Regions from separate parts of the Mus musculus genome. Here regions 1, 3 and 4 are each linked to region 2. The links are chromatin loops, found by intact Hi-C in ENCODE. Cell type or tissue: heart. All regions are shown on one strand. Links, peaks and the distances in the headings refer to the core of each region. The heading gives the core; the rest is flanking DNA. Region 1 overlaps Ggta1 (glycoprotein galactosyltransferase alpha 1, 3). Region 2 has its middle 7.1 kb from the start of Gm35260. Region 3 overlaps Ggta1 (glycoprotein galactosyltransferase alpha 1, 3). Region 4 overlaps Ggta1 (glycoprotein galactosyltransferase alpha 1, 3).

Region 1 (5,509 bases), core at 253-5,252, 84 kb after region 2:
CTTTACTAGGATATTCTAGACCAGAGGTTCTCAACCTTCCTAATGCTGCGGCCCTTTAATACCGTTCTTCATGTCACGGTGACCCCCAACCATAAAATTATCTTTGTTGCTACTTCATAACTGGCTTTGCCACTGTTATAGATCATAATGTAAATACCTGTGTTTTCTGATGGTCTTAGATGACCCCTGTGACAAGGCCATTCATTCAACCTCAAAGGGGTCATGACCCAAGATTAAGAACCACTGTTCCAGTGGCAATTTCTTTTTATTTTAAATTAACTTTATTTAGTGTGTGTGTGTGTGTGTGTGTGTGTGTGTGTGTGTGTGCGCGCGCGCGCGTGCGTGTGCATGCATTTGTGCCTTGTATGTGGGGGTCAGAGGAAAACTTGTAGCAGCTACTTCTCTCTATCATGTAAGACCCCAGGACCTGGGGAATGGAAGTCACTAAAGAAGCAAAATTTTAAAAGGAAGGAAGGAAGGAAGGAAGGAAGGAAGGAAGGAAGGAAGGAAGGAAGGAGGGAGAGGGAGAGGGAGAGGGAGAGGGAGAGGGAGAGGGAGAGGGAGAGGGAGAGGGAGAGGGAGAGGGAGAGGGAGAGGGAGAGGGAGAGAGGGAGAGGGAGAGGGAGAGGGAGAGGGAGAGGAGAGGAGGAAACCAGAAGACAGGTTAGTTCATTTGGTCTCCGTCATAGCTGATGTTCAGGAGTGGTTGTTGCTTACTACGTAGCACTGGGCAGACTTGTTTTTGCCTCATAGTTTGTTGTTATTGTGTCTGGGATGGTCTGGGCAGCTTCCTGTTCAGGTGGCTTCAGGCAGATCCCCAGAGTATAGTCCTTGTACCTTGATAGGTAGTACAGCTGGGCTGGGTACCAGTTTGAGGGAGCGCTGGAGACTTGGTACATCGTGACCCCTGAACAGGAAGAAAGTAAGGTCTGGATGCTATACAAGGTTCTGGGACCCTGGTGGGTAAGTGGGGCAGTTCCTTGCTTCCTCCTATAGCCCCAGACAGCTACCAGAGCTAGACAGAGCTACCTGTACTCTGATATAAATAAAGCTCTGTCTTGTGAGGGGACCCAGAGGCCCAAGCTGCTGGGGCCTGGTGAGCTAGCATCTGTACCACAGTACAGATACATTGGTCAACTGAGGAGTCTATCTTTAAATCATCCAGGACTGAGGAGTCTATCATTAAAGCATACAGGCCATGGCAGCAGGGTGAGCCCTTGTGCGTGCCTAAGGAATATAGATGCCTGGGACTGACTTCCCATCCAGACCTGGGTAAGTGGAGAAGCCTGGAAGAGAAGCCTGCTGCAAATGACTTCTTTATGGACTGTGAAACTCTGTTTCCAGGGCAGGAAGCTGACCCTTGGCCTTCTAAGAGTGACCCTCAGCCACTTTCCTGCCTGATGTTGGCAAATGCCTTCTGTGGGCACTCATGGGAGGCTTCTCTCAGCCTGCACCTGGGGTCTCGGGCTCATCCCAGCTGCTCTGTGAGGGGTGTCATATGAGCCTAAGATTCTTGTCTCTGGTGAACACTCAGTTCTGCATTCTTGATTGGAACCTCTCTCCCTAAGAACATTGTCAGGTTATAGCTGCCGGTTGTGGAGAACACGCTGACTGCCTGGTACAGCATGCTTTGCAGGCACAGTCTATTTCTGTCCTTTGTAAAGCCCTAAGGGAGATCTTTGTGTCTCTATATTACACATGGGACAAAACCTCAGGTTAAAGCAACTTCCCCAGGGGATACATCTGGGACCCTGCCATGGTCAGAGTCACCACCTAGTCTGATCTTTACCTGTAGTGCTGGATTAAAACACTCTTGGATATAATTGAGGGTTTGGGGATACCAAAGGCTGGTGCTATAGGCAGAGGATTAGTATAGAGGTGGAGTGCTCTCTTAGCATGACTAGTATAGAGAGTTCTATCACTAGAAATGTGTGTGTGCGTGTGTGTGTGAATGTGCAAGTGTGTGCATGTGTGAAAGTATGTATGCAAGTGCATGTGTGTGAGTAAGCATGCATGCGCATACACATATGGATGTGTGAGTGTGTGCAAGTGTGCACACGTGTGTGTGTGAGAGTGTGCAAGTATGTTAGTGTGCGAGTTTGTGCATGTGTGAAAGTGTGCGTGCAAGTGCATGTGTGTGCACACACATATGTGTGCATGTGTGTGTGCATGTGTGCCTATATGTGAGTGTGTATTTTGTGTTTATATGTGTCTGGATGTGTCTGTGTGCCTGTATGTGTGTGTGTAGCTAACAGGCAATGTCCAGTTTGCCATTCTATTGCTTTGTTTGCTTTTGTAACGTTTGTCACTCCTTGACACTCTTTAGCTTTTTGCCTCGACCCCCCCCCCCAGCCCCCAGGGAATGGAGGGTCCCCAGTGGCCTTGTTTACTCGCATGCCTCTGTGTTCAAGAGCCCACTGGTGCCCAGTAACCTAGTTCATGGTGGCTGATGGGTCAGAGTGGTGCAGGACTGAAGTCCCTCAGGACTCTCATTGATTTATTTATGCCACAAACATATGGGTGCATCTACCAAGCCCCCTGCAGGGTCTGTGCCAATCTGGACTCATCCTGCCTGCTCATTCCTTGGGGAGGAAAGAGTGGCTTCCAGGCCCAGGGGGTGGAGAGCACATCCTAGGAGGTTTGGTTTCTTTGGCAAGTGCTTTCTTCCCTGCCTGTCTCCTGCTCTCCAAGGCAACGATAATGGCTTTTCCAGGGAACCTTGTGTGTCCAGCTGAGGTTCACCTTTCACCCTGATTGAAATGGAGAAAACAGCAGCGCCCAGTGTCTGCCTCAGAGAGGGATTGTTTGGAAGGAATGTTTCCATCTGGCTAGTGGGTCTCTGAGGTTCTCCTGAGGGGTGTTCATTGAGCCATGAAGTGGATCCAGGAAGGTGGAGGCTTGCCTTATGAGATGCCACTAACACTGGTGTGTCCCAGGAGGAGGGACACAGGTGCTAATCTGTCAAAGCTCTGCAGGGTTGACTCTGGGAGTGGCCAGAGGAGCAAGTGAGAAGTGACAAGAACATTGGGTCACAGGGTCTCAGAGTTTACAGGAGGGCTCCAGCCACCACTGTCTATCTGTCTGTCTGTCTGTCTGTCTCTCTGTTTTGATGTATTTTATTTTGTTTTTTGTTTTTTTAAAAGACTGGATTTCTCTGGCTGTTCTGGAACTAGCTCTGTAGACTAGGATGGCCTTGAACTCAAAGATCCACCTGCCTTTCTGAGTGCTGAGATTAAAGGTGCAGGCCACCACACCTTGCCCTCTTTCTTTTAAAGTGTAACTCCTATTTTTATTTTATTCCCAGATTTTTTTTTTTTTTACAAATTATAGGAGAGACAACACATTCACTTTTAAAAGAGATAAACATACTTATTAGAGAGCTTGATCTCAGATTGACCCATACGAAATGTTCGTGTTTTATAAACGCAACCATCTAACATATGAGATGCCTTTTTATTTTTCCTCTTTCAAAAATTATTGTAGTAAGCTCACTGGGCTCTCTAAAACTATAAGGACGTACTGTATAAGTCTTCTGTAAAGCCATGCAGTTAACAGGTGAGACATGAGAGCAGGTGTTTATATAGTAGCAAGCAGAACAGCGTAGGTGAAGGTCCATCTGAAGCCACTTCTTCACAGGGGCTTTAGTGGAGGTCGTGGGGCAGCATCAGTGTCTAAATCATGCTGGGGGTATTTGGTCCTTCAAGGTGGCCTCTACAATATTCTGAATGGCAAACTTAATGGCCTCTAGTGAGCATATGCCAGGCACAGTTTGTGCAGGCCCTCGGCCCGCTTTGGTGGAACCATTATTTGGTTCTTTGTTTCTTGCTCCTCCTCCTCCTTCTCCTCCCCCTCCCCCTCTTCCTTCTCCTCTTCTTCCTCCTCCTCCTGATGATGATTGTCATCTTGGAGCCAAGATCTGAAAGAAGCCAAACTCATTTCTTACCTGATAGGCAAGATGGTCATCCACCAATCTTCAGAACTGCAGTTTGAAAATTCTGAGGACACACAGAACTTTTAGGCCATGCTGGCTGCAAATGTCTCATATTGGATCAGCGAGAAAATCAAAATGGTTTTAAAAGACCAATTGGCCATGCTGACAGCCCTTGCTTCCCTGGGAACTTGGGGTCTAGATCCTAGGAACATGTTGTGCCTGTTTCTTTTTTGTTTTGTTTTGTTTTAAAGATTTATTTATTTATTTTTATGTATACAAGTACACTGTAGCTGTCTTCAGACACACCAGAAGAGGGTGTTGGATCTTATTGTAGATGGTTGTAAGACACCATGTGGTTGCTGGGAATTGAACTCAGGACCTTCGGAAGAGCAGTCAGTGCTCTTAACCACTGAGCCATCTCTCCATCCCGCTGTGTCCATTTCTAACACTTAGCTCTGACAGCTTTCAGTTAGCCACAGCCAAAGGGCATGTGGTTCCAAACCATTAGTGAAGCCCAGGAAGAAATCAACCTTGGGAGTCAGTTCTGATATGAATTCCTGAAATCTACAAAAGTCACACACACACACACACACACACACACACACACACACACACACACACCCCTACCAGGCTGCTGAGGGTGGGGATCAGGAGTACCAGCCTGGACTGCCTCTGGTGGCACGGGTGACTCTGTTTCTCTGTGTCCTGCTCCTTCTACTAGGAAGAGGCTTTGGATTTGATCCTAGGTAAGTGGGGTTGGCACGGCTGAGCCTGGAGGCCTGGGCTTGCCCTTATCTCCCAGCAAGCCCAGGATGTCTTTAGACTTGATCAGAGAAATGAAAGTTCATCTCTCTTGGCAGCAGCTCTAGCTCAGGCTGGGCTAGAGTAGGTGGCGAGGCCTTGAATGTCCCCCGTTCTCATCCATTTGCAGCACTCCAGAACTTTCTCCAAGTGTTCTGAGCACTTTCTAAGGACCAGTCCTCGTTTTCAGCAGATCCTCCCAGCAGCGTCTTTTATGAACATCAGTAACGAAGGCTAACATTTTGGAAAAGCATGTATCCTGTTATGGCATGGCTCTGAAATCACTGCTCTCCCCCTCCCCCCTCCCTCTCTGTCTCTCCCTCTCTTCTGCCCTCCCTTCTTCTATCTCTCCTCTCCCTTTCTTTCTCCCTCCTAAGGCAGTCTCACTATGTAAGCCTGGCTGATCTGGCAGCATAGTTTTGTTTCTTGAGATTTGGGATTAAAGATGTGCACGAATGTGTGTGCGTGTGCGTGTACATGTGCTTGTGTGGGGGTGGTGATTGGTGCTGGCAGCTCATGTACCAGAATGTGCATTTGATGGTCAGAAGACACCACTTAGGAGCCAGTTCTCCCCTTCCATGGTACATTTTGGGTATCAGGCTCAGGCAGCAGACTTCTCAGAAAAGGTTACACGCGGAGCCATCACTCTGGCCCTTGTTTGTTATTTGAGATAGTCTTGCTGTGTATAGCCCAGGCTGTCCTCAAATTTGCACCCCTCCATCACTAGTCTTATCCCCATTGTCAAAACAAGAAAACTAGTTTAATTTGATCTAGCAG
Region 2 (5,509 bases), core at 156-5,155:
GCTTAAAACTGTCCCAAGAGTGCCAGAAGTTTGCTCATGGATTTGTTTCTCTTCCCTGCATCTGACCCACCAGGGAGGCCAGCCCCTTCCTGCTCACCTCTAAGACTTGAAACACAGTAACCTTCTCTTCCAAGAAGCCTTGCTGCTTCCCTGGGTGACCGGAAGTCCCTGTAAGCCTGCACAGCAGCGCCTCACCCTTTGGATCTTCATCGCCGCTTTATTCTTTGTCTCTCCTTCAGACCACACGACATCGTTGTCAGTCCTGCACGTCCCTCACCCCACCCACGCCCCATCCCACATCTGGTCTGTCCTGCCTGGCTATGCCACAGCTGGATGCTCCCAGGGGAGGAGGCACAGAGCTTTGGCTGCCTCCCAACTCTCCTGGCCTGAGTCCCAGTTACAGGGGCTCACCCTCCTTCCCTGCCTGAGTTCCCATGAAAAGTGGCCTCCTCCCCAGCCCCTTACCCAGGACCAGGTTGTAAAACGCTGAGACAATGGGGGCTTGAGGCCAACTTTCCAGCCGGACAGCTGCCAAGCCATCCACAGAATCCGCCTGTGCATCTGGGGGACAGGCAACGGCAGTCGTGAAGAGTGGGGGTTTAGCCACACTGCATTAGCTTGAGCCCTGGTGTGGCTGCAAAGGAAGGAATAGGGATTAAGTCAGGATGTAAGTTTGAATCCCAGCCCTGCACCTTCCCTTTGTACCTCTGCTTTCTTGTCTGTAAAAGAGGACCACGGCACACATCTTTAGAGTAGACCAAGAGTGGGAAACACCTCACACTCACCAGGGCACAGGAGCAATCTCCTGCCTCTCTGTGACTCCTGAGAGCAAGCCATGGGCAACAGAGATCTCCTTTTAAGTTCTCCCAGACTCACTAGCTAGATCCTACCCTTTATCCTCTGCACAGGCTCCAGGGAGCATCCGGTAGTCAAAATGACCTTTGAGTGCTAGTGCACATAACCAAGCTAAGAGGGAGAGTGACTGAACAGAGATGGACCAAGAGGAGTGGCCTGGGCTGCAGAGGTAAAGCTGGGAGCCCCTTGCCTTTCAAGACTGTCCCCTGAACCTTTTCCTTCTGCCTGGGCCACCTGATCCCCTGTGGCTCAGCAGGGGCATCTTGGCTGACCCTGGTAGACCTCCTTGTGGCCCACCTCAGCCTCCTCTCTAACCAACAGCGTTACAAACTAATCGCTCATCTGTTTTCTATCTGTTCTACAGATACTTCAAAGCCAGGAGCGACTGTCTCGTTTGCAAATGTATAGTTATCTCTCAGTATCCGTTGGGGATGAGTAGGACCTCTGCAGATATACAAATCCTCAGATGTGGAAGTCTCACAGTGTTTTTTTGTTTGTTTGTTTTGTTTTGTTTTTTGTTTTTTGAGACAGGGTTTCTCTGTGTAGCCCTGGCTGTCCTGGAACTCACTCTGTAGACCAGGCTGGCCTCGAACTCAGAAATCTGCCTGCCTCTGCCTCCCAAGTGCTGGGTTTCACAGTGTTTGTCTATAACTGAAGCCCCTCTCCTGTTAGGTTCAAGCATGCCCACATTATTCAAGATACAAAAGGCGTGTGACTAGCTGTCACACGGTATTGTTTAGGAATCATGGTGAGAGAGAACAGAGCACCTGTTCAGTATGCATGTAGTCTTATTCCCCGGAATATTTTATGTCCTTGATTGAATCAAAGAAATATGGAAGTGAGACATTTTACAAAAATGGAAATGTGAGCGGACAGGGAAAGTGAGAGCAGCCGGGCTGCCCTCACTCTGGTCCAGACTGCCTTTCCTGCTGACTGATGTTGAAGAAACTTCAACATGCCTGACAGCCCCGCATTGCCAACAGACATCTTCCCAAACAGGAGCTGGAGCAGTAGCGCAGTGCTTGAGAGCATTTGCTGCTCTTGCTCTTGAGAGGGCTTGGTCTCCAGCACACATTTGATGGCTCGCGACGGCTCATAGCTCCAGCTCTGGGGATCTAATGTTCTCTTCTGCCCTCTGCAAGCACCAGGAACACGCATGCTGAACATGTATGTGTGCAGCTAAAACACTCATGTACATAAAAATAAAAGCATTTTATTTAAAAAAAAAACCTCAGTAAATAAGTGAATGCTATTTAGGGCAAGAGTGTTTGTAAACGAGTATGATGGTCCCATCCCTAAACCTAAACAGCACACCTCATAAAACCATCTTAGGAGTGCACTTTTTACTTGATTTTAAAACCTAATTTTTTTAAAAAAAGGATTTGTTTATTTTGTGTATGAATGCTCTATCTGCATGTACACATGTGTGCCACTAGAGGGCAACAGACACACACACACACACACACACACACACACACACACACCATTATAGATGGTTGTGAGCTACCATGTGGTTACTGGGAATTGAACTTAGGACATCTGAAAGAGGGGGCAAAGGGGGACAGTGCTCTTAACAGCTGAGCCACTTTTCTAGCCCTTTAAAACTTAAATTTTAAGCGTGTGCGCGCTCACACACACACACATACATGCATGCACACATGAACAATCATTAATGTCAGCACCCACACATATTAATATAGTCTCACACTCAACCACATTCAGACCCATGTTCCTGCAAACACACACACATTCATATCACATGCATGCTCCCAAATACAGACATGTATTCACACACACGCACACACATACACACACACATGTGCAATGCTGTCTCACCCCACACTCCCATATTCACAGTTTCTCATGGAGACATGTTCATACATACACTCATTTATGGACACATTTGCACCTCTGCACTCATAACCCACACTCAAAATGTATACATGAATATAGTCACACACATGTCATATACATACACACATAAGCACATAGCTTCTCATACTTGGAGAATATACAGGCAAATTCACATTCATTGGACACAACTGCTCATACACACAAAATCACACCAGTTTACTTATTCCCACACACCCACTCACATACTCTCATATACCCACACTCACACACACAGAGAAACCCACTCCCATATTTTCTCACACACACACACACACACATTCTAACCTTGGTTACACTCATACTGCCACATAAACACAAAGGTACATGCAGAGACACATAAGTACACACACTTTACCACACTCGCAAGTGTGCACACTTCCATTTTCACTCTAACATTAGGTTAAGAACTTGGAAGTCGCCCCTACCTTTCTTATGCTAAGAAAAAGTTGAGCATGGTGACGTATACCTATAATCCCAGTCCTTAGAAGCTGGAGGCAGGAGGATTGTTATGAGTTCAAAGCCAGCCTGGGCTCCATGATGACTTCTGGTCCAGTGGGAGAGGGAGGAGGAGGAGGAGAGAGAGAGAGAGAGAGAGAGAGAGAGAGAGAGAAATAGGGAGGGAGGGAGGGAGGGAGGGAGGGAGGGAGGGAGGGAGGGAGGGAGGAAGGGAGGGAGGGAGGGAGGGAGAGAGAGAGAGAAGCTGAAATCCTACAATGAGTTTCAGATCCGCAGAGACTAGAGGTCACTCACAGGTAACTATGACTCTGAAAGCTGGCTTGGGGAAGGGTAGGGAATCTGAGCTCAGCCTAGCCTGCTGCAGGTGCCAGGAACTAGTTGGAAGGCTTCCAAAATCACAGCTGGAGGCCCTCTGAGGACCAGGGAGAGCCCAACCCTGAGGGACCCCTGAGTTGTGTAGGCTTTATTGGCAAGATTCTGCCTGGTGGGGAGGACCTGGGCTCCCTGAAGGGAAGGGCTGTAATCAAGAAGGGCCAGAGGGCCTAGGCAGGAAACTGCTCTGATCCAACAAGGGGAAGAGGGACACTTAGAAAAGAAATTCTTCTAAAGGCTGCCTCTCATGAACTGCCGCCCCGATGAATAGGCTGAATTGGATTGAAGGGCATCATCATATGTGTGTAGAAAAACTAGGAAGAATGTCACGACGGGGCTGGGGAGATGGCCCAGTCAGAAAGGGACTTTCTACACAAGCATGAGGACACATTTTAAAACTCGGCACGTGGACATTGTAATCAATTTCAATCAATGCTTGAGTGAGGGAGCAGAGACAGGAGGATCTCTGGCCACCTGGTAAGACAAGAAAGCCTGTCTTTAAAATAATAAATAAATAAATAAGTGTGGAACATGTAAGGGGTGGGGTGGCCCCTGGGGGTCAGGACACCACCAAACACCAGCTTCTTAGTACAACTCAGCACAAAGAAGATTTGTTATGCTGGAGGGCTGGGGGGGGGGGGGCCGAAGGGGGTAGGCTTGTTTGTGTCTGCATTAGGCAAAGGCATGGCCAAGCAGCAGCAGGTGCTTTTTCGTGGCTTTTTAAGGAGAAAAGGAGTCTGTGATAGGGAGAGTTGCTAAGTCTTGATTGAACATGTTAGCCAAATAATGAATTTTGATTGCTGGTCCTTAGTGTTTTGTCTCAGGAATGAACTGAACTCAAATAGTGTATAAACGCAAAGAGGGTTTTATTCTGCAGAAGTCCTGCCTGCTGGAGTCTCCTATTACCAAGATAGAGACTCTGAAGTGAGCATGCAGGCCTGATTTAAAGCACCCTAGGAGAATCCCAGGGTAAGTGTTTTACGCTATCTCTGAGGACATTCCATTACCGGGGTGTGGAGGCCACCTGGAAACTGCTGACCCATTGCCCTTGCTTCAGGTCAGGTGGTGGGGCAGTTTCTGATGGCAGGGCAGTTTCTGACTAGCTGCCTGAAGCCTGGGCTTTTAGGCCTAATCTCCTGAACTGCCAATTTGAAGCCGGTCATGGAGTCAGCCTGTCTCATCCAGGGTAGCTTTAGGAATGTAATCTAACAGTTTTAGGGAGAGAGAAAAGTAAAAGCCTGTAGACACCATGTTTGCTATGCTCAGGCCTGCTATCGAGCCAGCCCTTCAGAGAGCAATTGAAGAAGATGCTGGAATTGAAGAAGATGCTGTTGACTTCTGACCTGGGGGTGGGGGGCGTGCACGTGTGCATGCATACACACACACACACACACATGAATAGATAAGACATTTTTTTTTTTAAGTAAAAAGATGAGGCTGGAGAGATGTCTCAGCAATTAAGAGCACTTGCTGCTCATACGGAGGCCCTGGGTTCAGTTCCCTAAGTGCCTATAACTCTAGCTTGAGGGTCTCAGATGTTCTTCTGCTTCCTGGCTAACGTACTTATCTATGGGGAGTGGGGGTGGGGTGTGTGTGGAGCGAATGCTGTCACGGTTCTAAGAATCAACCTGTGTAACAGATGGGGTCAGAGAAGGTCACTCTCCCTACTTCCTCTCCCACCCCCGCTCAGTCTTCTCACCTATCGACTGTAGATAACAGCAACAGTCACAGATCCATGGTTCCAGGATTCCCTGGAATGCCAACAGTAGTGGGTGTGTCAGTCCCTTAGATGAGATGGCAAACAGCCACAGAAGTTGAGCATTTCCCTCACCCCTGTTTACTTAAATCATAATTTAAGCTTACTTTTGACTCCTAACACAAGGAAAGGGTTAAGAGACTAAATGTATTGTCTAGGAAATCCTGGTTAAAAAAA
Region 3 (5,509 bases), core at 169-5,168, 67 kb after region 2:
TCATCCATCATACGTCTGGAAACCTCTGGAATGGAGGCTCTGCTGTCTGCCGGTGAAAAGCAGAAAAAGAGGTGTTGTCCCCCTCACTCTCCAGGCCTCAGAGGTAAAACATGGCTCCCTCCAGACAGAGGCTGGCGTTCACTCTGTTGGGACTCTTGGACCTTGTAAGGTTTGAAGCAGAGAGGTTTGGAACGGAAACAAACCCGGAAGCAGTGCCTTTGGCAGCCGGAAGTCACTCTGCCTTCCCGAGCAAGAGTCTACAAAGTCCACCGCAGCCTCTCCATACCCAGCAGCCAGCCCCCTCATCCTGGTGCTCTGGGGCCGTGTCTAGGATTTCCTGCCATTCCTCCCATGCAGTTTCCTTTTCCTGCTCTGCTGGGCTTAACTTGATGTTCAGATTTGCTTTCTCAGAGGGATGCCACTTGGGACATGGTCTTCACTGCCCGAGATCTGCTCACTGCTTTTGCAGATGGGCAAGCTTCCGGCGAAGGAGGTGGTCCAGGAACCAGATTACTCTCTCTATAGCTCATGCTTACCTTTACTCGTTCTTCATGGCAGTTACCATGCCGGGGCCACGTTTGACATCTTTGCCTGCTCCTCATCCTGGCAGCTAAGTGACAGGGATGGATAGTGCTCTGGCTTTACAAAGGGGGAACATGAGATACACAGATTAAGGAATGCTCTAGAACCACATGGGAAGAAAGGGGGTTGGGACTAAGACAAGGCAATGAGATGGTGCACACAGCAGAAAGAAGACCTCCAAGCCAGCAGGGAGAAAGGAAGTCCAGCCTACAAAGGGGCGGGGCCTCTGAGGTCATGGGGCCAGGCAGAGCTCCTTAGTCCTGAGCCCCTCCACCCAGTCTCCTTTGGTCATTAAAATACTGGCCCCAAATTGTTCGTTCTATGCTACCAGCCTCTTATGAATGGGTGAAGTGCGGTGGCCAGGGAACCCTGAAGAGGAGGGTGGTGGCCTGGGGCCCGGTGCTGGGGTTTAGCAAAGATGGCAGATGCTCTTTGGTCCCTTTTAGGCAGCTTATGCCACAGAGCCAGCTACATACTGCTTGCCCCACTATGCAGGTCACACTTCCTGTTTGCCACTGGGATCCAAGTGGAACTTTGAGTGAAAGATGAGAGGGTGGATAGAGCCTCCTAACCAAAATTGCACCAGTCGGAGGTGGAAAGATACCAAAACAGGCTAAACTTTCCTTTCGAAGCTAGGGAAACTGAGGTGAACAGAAGTTTAAAGCGAGTGAGAACCTGTCCTGGCTCCCATAGTTTGCCAAAAGTCCTGATGTGAGATTATGAAACCCTCAGATGAGTCCTCGTTTCCACATTCCACAGCTGAGGGGTTGGGGCTGGCACAGGTGTCTGTCTGGGCTGGGAGGAGTCTTTTCGTGAGATGAGCTCTGTGAACAAATTATTTGCAAGTCAATACCAGCAAGCACACTTGAAGCCACCTCTCCTGGCAGTTTATATCTACCACGGGAGTGTGTGTGGGGTGGACATCAGGCAGCGCGTTGCACGTGTCCAGACAGCGGCCTGAGCACAAGAGGGAGTAACCTGGTGAGTAACTTCCTGGCAGTGAGTGGCAGAACCCTGGAGGGTAAGGAGGTGGTGACTGGGTAAGAGGGGAAGGCTGACTTAGTATCTGCTGCCTTTAAGGCAGCTTTGGTGTTAGCCTGCTACCCTGCACTCTGATTTAAGGGAGGACGCAGGGCGTAGCCTCATAACTGAAGAGCAAAGTACTGCTTAAGGCTTAGAGTACTAAAAAGTGCTGCTCCTCCCTGGTGCCACAGTAGGGTTAGAAAACCCTAAAGCAAGGTGAGAGAGGAGGATCAGATGCAGCGCACATGCAAGGCCACATACATGCACCCCCCCCCCCCCCACGCACACACACAGATACACCAAGATAAAAACACATGCATGCACAAACACCGCAGAAATCACTAAGGTTAGCTGTCTCTTAGCTGACCTTGAGCAGTGTGTTAATGGCCTGGAGCCTCTGTGTATTGGCTCCATGGAGGCTGTTGATGAATGACACACGAGCAGGATCTAGGAAGAGACTGTAGGCTGCTCTCCTTGAGCAGCCTACAGTCTCAGTGAGTGTGGCTGTGGCTCTCCACTCCAGTGCTTTGTTTTACTTTCTGTATCCCTATAACCTGACACCAGTGGAGTGGCTGACTGTATTTTGGGAGCTTTCCCTCCCCCTGGTCACCCATGAAGACTATGTTTTAAAGGAATATCCCGGGGCTTACCCCCACACACCAACCCGGCAGCGTGGCACCCTTCTTCCCATTAGAGCTCTTGAGGACACCATTGCACATCGGGGGATCCATGTGCAGCACCTCAGACTCTTCCTGGCAAACAGACAGTCTGTCTGCCTTCAGTGTCGTCCTCTTTTAAACATTTGTTCAGTTTATATGGCCTAGAGCAGGCTGGAGGGGTGGAGGTCTGCTCTTCATCTGGGTTCCATCCCCATACAGGACCTGTGCAGATGCAGAGGGGACAGAAAGTGACCGACAGAGTGGCTTTCCGAGCAGCAGTGAGTTATGTCCTGCAGGGAGAGGGGAAAAACAATCCCCGTTGGCACCCAGTCTCTACACTTCCCCTTTTCCTCCTGGGTTTGTGGTTAAACTTTCCAAACCAGACAGCTTCGGGGGAGGCTCATTAGAAGGCTTATTTTGGTTCCATTTTTATTTGAAATTTACTTAAAAACAGCCGAGAACCGGAGGGTTTAGACAGGAAGACCATGTTGCTTGCTGCTCGTTTCTGTTGGTGCAGCAGCTTGGACTGCGCTGCCCTTGGCGTTGGTGATCTTGGCTTCTTTTGCAAAGGGATGACAGAAAATATGGCTCACGTTTATGCAAAGTCAACACTGCTTGCTCTGTGACTTTTTATTTATTTCTATTTTAATCTTTTGAGTGTTGGGGAAACATCTAACTTATTTAAATACATTTTTGTCTGGTTACAAAAGTCGTATGTTCTCATCACAGACTGTGCCAATGCAGCGAGCAGAGCGGAAGCCCTGGCCATCCTTCCACAGACAGAGAGGCTCCCTCCTCCCTCTGTGGCCCCATTTCTTCTGCTCATACCTCCTGCTGGTCAGTTTCCTTTGCTTCCAGGCCGCGCCTTCGCATTAGTGTTAGCATTTTAGGGGATAACATGAGGGAGTTGTCCAGTCTCTGCATCTTCCACAGGGCTTGGTACACAGTAGGTACTTCATAATTATTTATTTCTTGGAACAGGATCTGGTGCATTTCCAGTATTTAGAGAACAGAAAAGCCCAGATGGGCAGGTGTGGGAGATCACATGATCCCTCAGGTACCTGAGGGTCTCAGGACTCAGCACTGATTTTTTTCTGACAAGTCCAGCAGTCTGGTGAGATTGGGGAGATACTGTTCTGAGATGATATCACAGCATCTGGTTGCAGCCAGGAGTTTCCCAATATTTGTAGACTGCTGCTGCCTGAGAGTCTTTTGGGCACCTGCAGTTTATGTAGTAAGTTCAGTCTAAAGTGCAGGGGACACTCAGCATGTGAGTGCCAGCACACGGATGCTAAAAGCGTCTGCAGGGATGCCTACCCTGAGATGGGTTCTGCCAGTGTTGTGTAGAGAGGTAGCTGCTATAAGCCATCCCTACCGCATCTTTGAATCAGCAACTGGTACTTCCCAGTGAGCTTACTGGATGCTGAAAGTTGAGTTTTTTATTGAGGAAGCAGTAAACATGGCAACTGTGATTAGTGTTACAAATGGAATGTAATTGCTTAAGTTCAAGGTCAACCTAACTGAGGACGGGCTATAGTAGGAGTCCCTGCTTTTTATAAATTGCTTTTAAGCCCAGCAGGGTAGCACACGCCTCTGATCACAGCACTCAGGAGGCAGAGGTAGACTGTGAGTGTGAGGTCTACCTAGTCTATTAGTGGGTTCTAGGCTAGCCAGAGCTACATAGTGAGACCTGTCTTTTTTTTTTTTTTAATATATTTTAAAAAGTTGAATTTATTTACTTGTAAAAATCTACTTCTAATTGTTCTATGACCCAAAGGTGGGGAAAACATTTATTTATTTATTTTATTCTTTGTGTGTGTGTATTTGTGTGTGTGTGTGTGTGTGTGCACAAATGCAGGCACCACGGTATGTGTGCAAGTGGAGGTCAAAAGATAACTTGCAGGAGTCCAGGTACAGAACTCAGGTTGTCAGGCTTGGCTGCAAGTGCCTTGGCCCACCAAGCTGTCTTGCAGCCTCATCTCCACTCTTGTGTGGAGATGGACCATTTACCCTGGAGCAGCTAGGGACTCTGGAATCTCAGAGTTGGAAGAGGACAGAATCTTCTTCTGTGTACCTTGTGTGTGTGTGTGTGTGTGTGTGTGTATACATACATATATATATATATATATATATATGATTGTGTGTGTATGTGTGTGTGTGTGTGTGTGTGTGTGTGTGTGTGTATAGTAAGCAGGCAGAGAGATGAGCTGAGGCATACTGAACAGCAGATGAAAGAACTGATGCTTGAGTGCTCAGGAGCCCACCTGGCGAACGAAACCTGAGTTGTCAGTGAAGAGCATTTGCAATGGCTGCGGTTACTATAACCATCCAAATTAATGTGATCATATAAGCTACAGATCCTTGGTCTTCAGACGTTTACAACCTGAAATGGGGGAGGAGACAGGTGTGGTGGTTGCTGAGGGAAGAGGTAAGGGATGCTAAATTAATGCTTAGCCAGGGGAATAATTCAGAGAGGGAAGTTCTCCATGCTGACCAGGCCCAGTTGGTTCCGGCTTTGACCCTGATGGACACAAGTGTGCTCTGAGCTTGTTCCCCTCTCTGTTGGACGGGGCTAATGGAGTGTGCTCCTCGGGGGTATTGGGTGCCCCATCCTTCCCTCAGTCAGCAGGTTAGGTCATCAAGTCATCCTGGATCAGTTGGGGGGCTGGTGAGTACAATCACCTTCTTGGATCTGCTCCGTGACACAAAGAAGGTGAGCCCTGGAAGCGGGCCAGGAATTGAGCTCTTGCCATGAAGGCAGAGAGAGCTGGAGATATAACTAGTCAAACAACCCTGAAAAGTCCCCAAGGTTGGGTGTTCCTTTTTGCGTCAAGCTTGCTGACGGCAGCTAAGGAAGCTGAAGACTGTGTTGGGTCCTCCACACAGGGCAACCTTTTTGCTCAGAGGCTGGGGAACTGCAACCAGAGAAGAAAACCCCAACATTGCTTCTCCGCAGAGAAGAAAAGGTATTCAAGGGCTGTCTGCTGACGCTTCTGGTGGAACAGAGGCCTGAAGCTGGGTGTAGGAGAGGTGACCATGAAGGGGCCAGTGGTACCCACTAAGAGGCTGAGGACCCTTGAGGGACCTGTGGGGAAGGCAGAAGCAAGGAGACAGAGCTGGGTTTCTAGATGATTCCGTAACCCCAGCTGTGCGGTGGTTGGTAATGGAGTACCTATTTCAGGTTCTCACAGGGCAGCACCTCACCTGCCTTATCCATGTGTCACTGAGAGTGAAGCTCACTTTTG
Region 4 (5,509 bases), core at 386-5,385, 76 kb after region 2:
TGCTTCCAACAAGGTTGAACTGGACATGGAAGAGCTACCCCAACTGGGCAGCACCATTCTGTGTCCTGGAATCTTAGACGGATGACAAAGGAGAAATCAGGGGCCAGAAGGCTCAGTGTTTAGGACTGCATGCTGCTCTCACAGAGGACCCAAGTCAGTTCCCAGCACCCACCTTGGGCAACTCACAAACAGTTTGTAACTCCAGCTCCATGGAAACCGGCCACCTCTGCCCTCCAGGGATATCTGTCATGAGTGTACACACACACACACACATACACACACCTAAAAACAAAAATAAATTTTCCCCTTTTAAAAAATTCAGCTAGCTGAGCATGGGGGTTCATGTCTGTGGTTGTAATCAGTGACAACAGACTGCCTTTCCTTGCTTTTTGGTAGAAGACAAGACAACTACATTACTCCAAGAACTGGGCCTCTGTGCCACCATGGGAAGGACTCTAGATTTCAGCTGCCATCTGAAAGGACCAATGGGTATTAAAAACAGACCCAGTCAGGTGTGCTGGTACAGACCTGTAATCCCAGCACTTGGGAGGCTGAGGCAGGAGAGTCACAAGTTCCAGGCCAGACTGAGCCACATAGCCCTGTTTCAAGAACTAAAATACAGCCTGAGAGGACCCAGTCTGGAAGGGTACCCGGAGATGACACCATTGAGTCACACTTTACTAAACTATTTTCACGGAGGGGGGTGGGGTGGGGGGGGGAGGGAGGGGCAATTTTGGGATATCTCCTCCATCTGTCAGCTGACTCTCAACAGGAATAAACCTGGGCAAGTGTCTTAGTCAGGGCTTGTGTTGCTCTGATGAGACACCATGACAAAATGCAAGCTGGGGAGGAAAGGGCTTATTTAGCTTCCACTTCCAGATCATAGTCCATCGCTGAGGGAAGTCAGGACAGAAACTCCAACAGGGCAGGACCCTGGAGCAAGAGCCGATGCAGAGGCCATGGAGGGGTGCTGCTTACTGCCTTGCTTCTTATAGCCCCCAGGACCATCAGTTCAAGTATGGCACCATCCACAGTGGGCTGGGCCCTCCCCACATTAGTCAATAAATAAGCAAATGCCCTACACCTGGATCTTAAGGAGACATTTTTTCAATTGATGGTCCCTCCTTTGAGATAACTCCAGCTTGTGTCAAGCTGACCCAAAATATCCGGCACTCAAGGCATCCCTGAGGTATGAGTGGAAGAAACTGTTATGTTCAGTGGGAAGGGTGGCGCTCATGTGGATATGAGGAGTTCCTGGCTCTGGGGCCTTGCCCATGTTACCCAACCTCTGAGCTGCAATTTCCCTGCCTGGAGAAATAGGCAGGTTGCCCAATGGCTGTGGTGAGGGTGGAATGAGACCATTATTGAGATTGTCTTGGGGCTGGAGAGATGGCTCAGAGGTTAAGAGCACCTGCTGTTCATACAGAGAACCCTGTTTGATTCCCAGACCCCCTTGGCAGCTTAAAACTATCTGTAACTTCAGTTCCAGGGCATTTGACCACTCTTGGATTTTGGGGACCACACACATGTGCAAAACACTCATGCACACAATTAAAAACATGTATGTACATACATATATATGGTGGGGAGGGGAGGAAGAGAGACAGGTTTGGAGCCAGGGTGGCCTTGAGCTCACAGAGATTGGCCTCCCTTTGTTTCCAGAGTGCTGGCTTGAAGGGCATGCACCACCATACCTGGCTTTTATTTTGAAGCATCTTGTGAAGATGAGCAGTTCCCCATTCCTGAAGGCTTCGATCAAGGGGCTTGGGAAAGAGGGTTAGTGGAAGCCTGGGGGGACTGACCAGTTACCACCCGCATAAAAAACAGGAGAGACTTAAAGCAAGGATGGTGAATGGACTTTTTCCTTTTAGGTCATCTAGAAGGCCCTGCTGTTTTTCAGCTAGGGGCCCAGCATTGAGACAGCAAGGTTGAGGTGTAGGAATTAGCCCTGGGAAAGCTGACATCTGCTCGGAGGGACACTAAGAAACAGGCACAGGCCAGACTGGAAATCTCTGACTCTCAGCAGCTGTGCCTCTGACTAGACAGAGACCTGCTGCTCTCCTTGCATGGCCAAAGCGTGTTCTCTGCTCCTGCTCCCTGGGTGGAATGGCTTTCCTCTGCCCAGAGACTGATGTCCTCCCATCATTGATAAGTAGCTCTCCTGGCCCTAGACTACAGCATGTCTTCCAGCTCTGAAGGAGCAATGATTGGTTCCAAAGCCCAGAACCTTCACCTGGAGCCTAGCTGTATGTTCTAGGGGCCAGGGATCCCCCAGGGCTGCATTACCGATATTTGGAGAGAAAAGCTGGCCTACCCTCTTCATCTGGTAGGGTTGTGGGGGAGCTGAGCAGGCAGACTACACAGAGGTTGCTGAATGGAAGTGGAAGGGAGAGCTGGGACAGAGCTGGTGTAGGAGACCTGCCTGGGGCCCTTCGCTGTGGAACACAGCGTGCATACCTTATAAAGTGTCAACAGGACCGGTTTCTTCCTTACTTAAAGCGTGAAGGGATTAGATTAACTCTAGGCCACAGTGGAAGGTCTGTCTTAAAGCTGGACCGGGCAGGCGGTGTGCAAGATGTGTGGCTATGTATTACTTGGGAAGATGCGGTAGGGGCCCATGAGATGGCTCAGTGGGTAAAGGTGCTTGCTGCCACCCTGATCAGAATTTGATGCCTGGGTCTTAACAGTAGATGGAGAGAACAGAATCTCAAAGGTTGTACTTTAGTCACGTATGCTGTGTATCCCCAAATAACATGCAAAAAAAAAAAAAGAAGAAGAAGAACAAACAAACATAGTTTTTCTCCTACTTTTTTCTTTTCAAGGCAGGGTTTCTCTGTGTAGCCTTGAATGTTCTGGAATTCACTCTGTAGACCAAATTGGCCTTGAACTCAGAGATCTGCCTGCCTCTGCTTATGAATGCTGGGACTAAAGGCATGCGCTATCATTGCTCAAATGTAAATTTTAAAAAACTGAAAGAAGAAAAAAAAAAGGTAATAATTCCATTTTCCCAGAGAGAGCTGAGTGTCCTCTCTGGCAGATTCATAGGAGCCTATGCTCCTGACCACAGAGCTTCATGAGGCTGCCACCATCATTTCAGAAATGTTGCTAGGAGAAAAGCCATGGCCAGAGCAATTTGGGGATTAAAGGGTTTATTTAATCTTACAGCTCGTAGTCCAGCATGAAGGGAAGTCAGGGCAGGAACTCAGAGGCAGGAACCAAAGTAGAGACCATGCAGGAGTACTGCTTCCTGGCTTGCTGTCCTTGGCTCGCTCAGCTTCTTCATATAGACAGGCCACAGTGGGCGGGGCTTCCCACATCGATCAGCAATTAAGATATACCTTCAGAGCAATCTAGTGGAGGCAATTTCATTTATTTACTTACTTACTTAGTATTTATTTATTTAATGTATGAGTGCTTTATCTGCATGTACACCTGCATGCCAGAAGAGGGCATCAGATCCCATTAGAGATGGTTGTGAGCCACCATATAATTGCTGGGAATTGAACTCAGGACCTCTGGAAGAGCAGTCAGCCAGTACTCTTTAACTGCTGAGCCATCTCTCCAGCCTATGGAGGCAGTTAATTGAGGTTCCTTCTTCCTGAGTGACTCTGGTTTGTGTCCAGTTGACAAAAACTAACCAGTTGTAATAGCCATGGGAACATCAGGCTAGAAATCTCTTCCCAAGACCGATGAGGCAGGCTGACACACAGGCACTTTCCTCACACAAATGTGACAGCATTGGTGGGACTGAGCACTGCGCTAATCACGATGGTGCTTTCGGAGACAAAGCTGTGTCCTTCTCAAGGACAAGCCCACTTGTCCTTCATGAGGACAAGCCATTTAGCTCTTGATGTTCTGCATATGTGGCTCTCAGTAGGTGCCAGCTTCCACACAGATGTTATCATTCCCATTTTACAGATGTAGCAGCGCAGGCACAGCGGCATCAAGTAAGCCTCCCAGGATAGCACACCTCACGTGGCAGAGCCATGACTGGCATCCAGACCCTAGATCTCTGATCTCTTATCCAGCCTGCTCCAGCCCTTCCATCACTCTGAGACATGATCATCCCCATCACACAGGACAAGAAACCCAAGTCACTTTGCCCCCTGGCTCAGCAAGATTGCCTTTTGTGACCATCCCAAATAGATTTGGGACTGAACAAATGACAGCTAGCAAGCTTTGTGTTACTAGTGCTCTCTGCCAAGAACACTTAATCCCCACATTCCCATAGAGGTAAGTGGGGTAGGAATCACAGCCAGAAGTGACTTGAAACAAAACCAGGGCTCCCCACTTCGAGGCTGCAGCTGCCACTTCTGGATGGACAGTGTGAACAGACCAAGGCCTGAGGGTGGCATGGTGACATTCCTCACCCCTCTCCCGTTTGTACCCACCTGCCCACCGCACTGAGCGCAACAGCTGACCTGGGGAGCATCCCTTGGAGGCCCCCAGGGAGGAAGGGCAGTTCTGGGATGCATCGGGGGAGTATCCTAACTGGGTGGGCTGACTCTCAGAGCATCTCCCTTTATGAAGGCCATGTGGAGGGCAGAAGTGAGGGTTCTCTGAGTTAAAGGAGGGAAGCTGCTTCCTGTGTTCTGGAGTGTGGGAGAGTTGGGATCGGCAGGAGGCCCCATGGGGAGCTGGTAATGGCTCAGTTGATGAGGAGTTTGAGGAGCATGCTCAGAGCCCTGTGTTCCATCTCCAGCACTGCAAACATTTAGAGGCCCCACTACCCTGAGGCCAGTCCCTTCCCCAGTGGCCTCCCTCCCATGGAAGACCTTAGTTGCACCCTCCCAAGGAGTTCAGTCCCAATGAGGAATCCAGGAGATGGAAGAGGCAGGGTCTACCCATGATCCTGGGACCCTAGAGAGTGAGGTGGGCAGGGTGGGGGTTGGGGAGATGGTGTCAGAGTATATCAAGCTTCCACAGGGAGCTTTCTGGAATTTTCCATCCTTAACAATACACATGGAAAAAGCCTGTTAATGAGGCCCACTTGTGTGTTCTAATCAAGCAGACAGGTCTGTGTAACCACCATCCAGACCAGAGCTTGCCACCCCTAAGGAGCCTGCCGTCCCCTCTTGTAACACCATAAGTTAATTTTACTTGTGTAGGACTTTAAGTTGAAGCATATAGCTGATACCCCCTCCCCCACCTTTAAAAAGACAAGGTTGCATGTATCCCAGGTTGGCTCCAAGCTCTCTGTGTACTTAGGCCTGGCCTTGGAACCCTGTCCACCCCTCCCAAGTGTTAGACAGATAGGCCCTGTCATGACATGCCTGACTTAAGAATGTGTCCTCTGGATCAGTCTCCTTTTGCTGAGTACTGAGTGCTGAGGTCCCCTTGTTGATGTGACCTGGCTGCAGCTTGCTGGTTCTCATCGCTACAGAAAGGTTGCCATTGTGGCAATTGGTGGCAACTTCCCGCTTCTGTTGGGTCTTGGTCCAGTGTGGGATGTAGCTGATGCTCATCACTTGGAAATAGACTTGAGAGAATGACTTTGTCTCAGGAATGT

What was found. Hi-C counts contacts between places; a loop is a spot of excess contacts. Peaks named below come from ENCODE experiments on the same cell type or tissue, not always from the same donor. Only the 100,000 strongest peaks of a DNase experiment are listed, where the experiment ranks them.
Region 1: it touches region 2 in a loop (4-fold over the local background); 7 of 42 quality-filtered maps call a loop at or near these places.
Region 3: it touches region 2 in a loop (2.1-fold over the local background); 6 of 42 quality-filtered maps call a loop at or near these places.
Region 4: it touches region 2 in a loop (2.3-fold over the local background); 6 of 42 quality-filtered maps call a loop at or near these places.

The regions. Positions count from the first base shown.
Region 1 is chr2:35,424,963-35,430,471 of GRCm38, reverse strand. The region is part of intron 2 of Ggta1 (glycoprotein galactosyltransferase alpha 1, 3); the gene reads left to right. Among named protein-coding and RNA genes, the nearest start is that of 4930402F06Rik, 31 kb to the right of the region's middle. In heart, for the core only: no CTCF peak of the experiment used is centred there; a DNase peak (open chromatin) is centred at 2,731; H3K27ac peaks cover 493 bases.
Region 2 is chr2:35,509,203-35,514,711 of GRCm38, reverse strand. No RefSeq gene overlaps it. Among named protein-coding and RNA genes, the nearest start is that of Gm35260, 7.1 kb to the right of the region's middle. In heart, for the core only: a CTCF peak has its summit at 2,255 (motif pointing right); DNase peaks (open chromatin) are centred at 431 and 3,611; H3K27ac peaks cover 2,487 bases.
Region 3 is chr2:35,441,750-35,447,258 of GRCm38, reverse strand. The region is part of intron 1 of Ggta1 (glycoprotein galactosyltransferase alpha 1, 3); the gene reads left to right. Among named protein-coding and RNA genes, the nearest start is that of Ggta1, 17 kb to the left of the region's middle. In heart, for the core only: a CTCF peak has its summit at 3,118; DNase peaks (open chromatin) are centred at 338, 818, 2,248, 2,348 and 3 weaker places; H3K27ac peaks cover 1,890 bases.
Region 4 is chr2:35,433,784-35,439,292 of GRCm38, reverse strand. All of the region lies in intron 1 of Ggta1 (glycoprotein galactosyltransferase alpha 1, 3), which reads left to right. Among named protein-coding and RNA genes, the nearest start is that of Ggta1, 25 kb to the left of the region's middle. In heart, for the core only: a CTCF peak has its summit at 3,433 (motif pointing right); a DNase peak (open chromatin) is centred at 4,552; H3K27ac peaks cover 2,028 bases.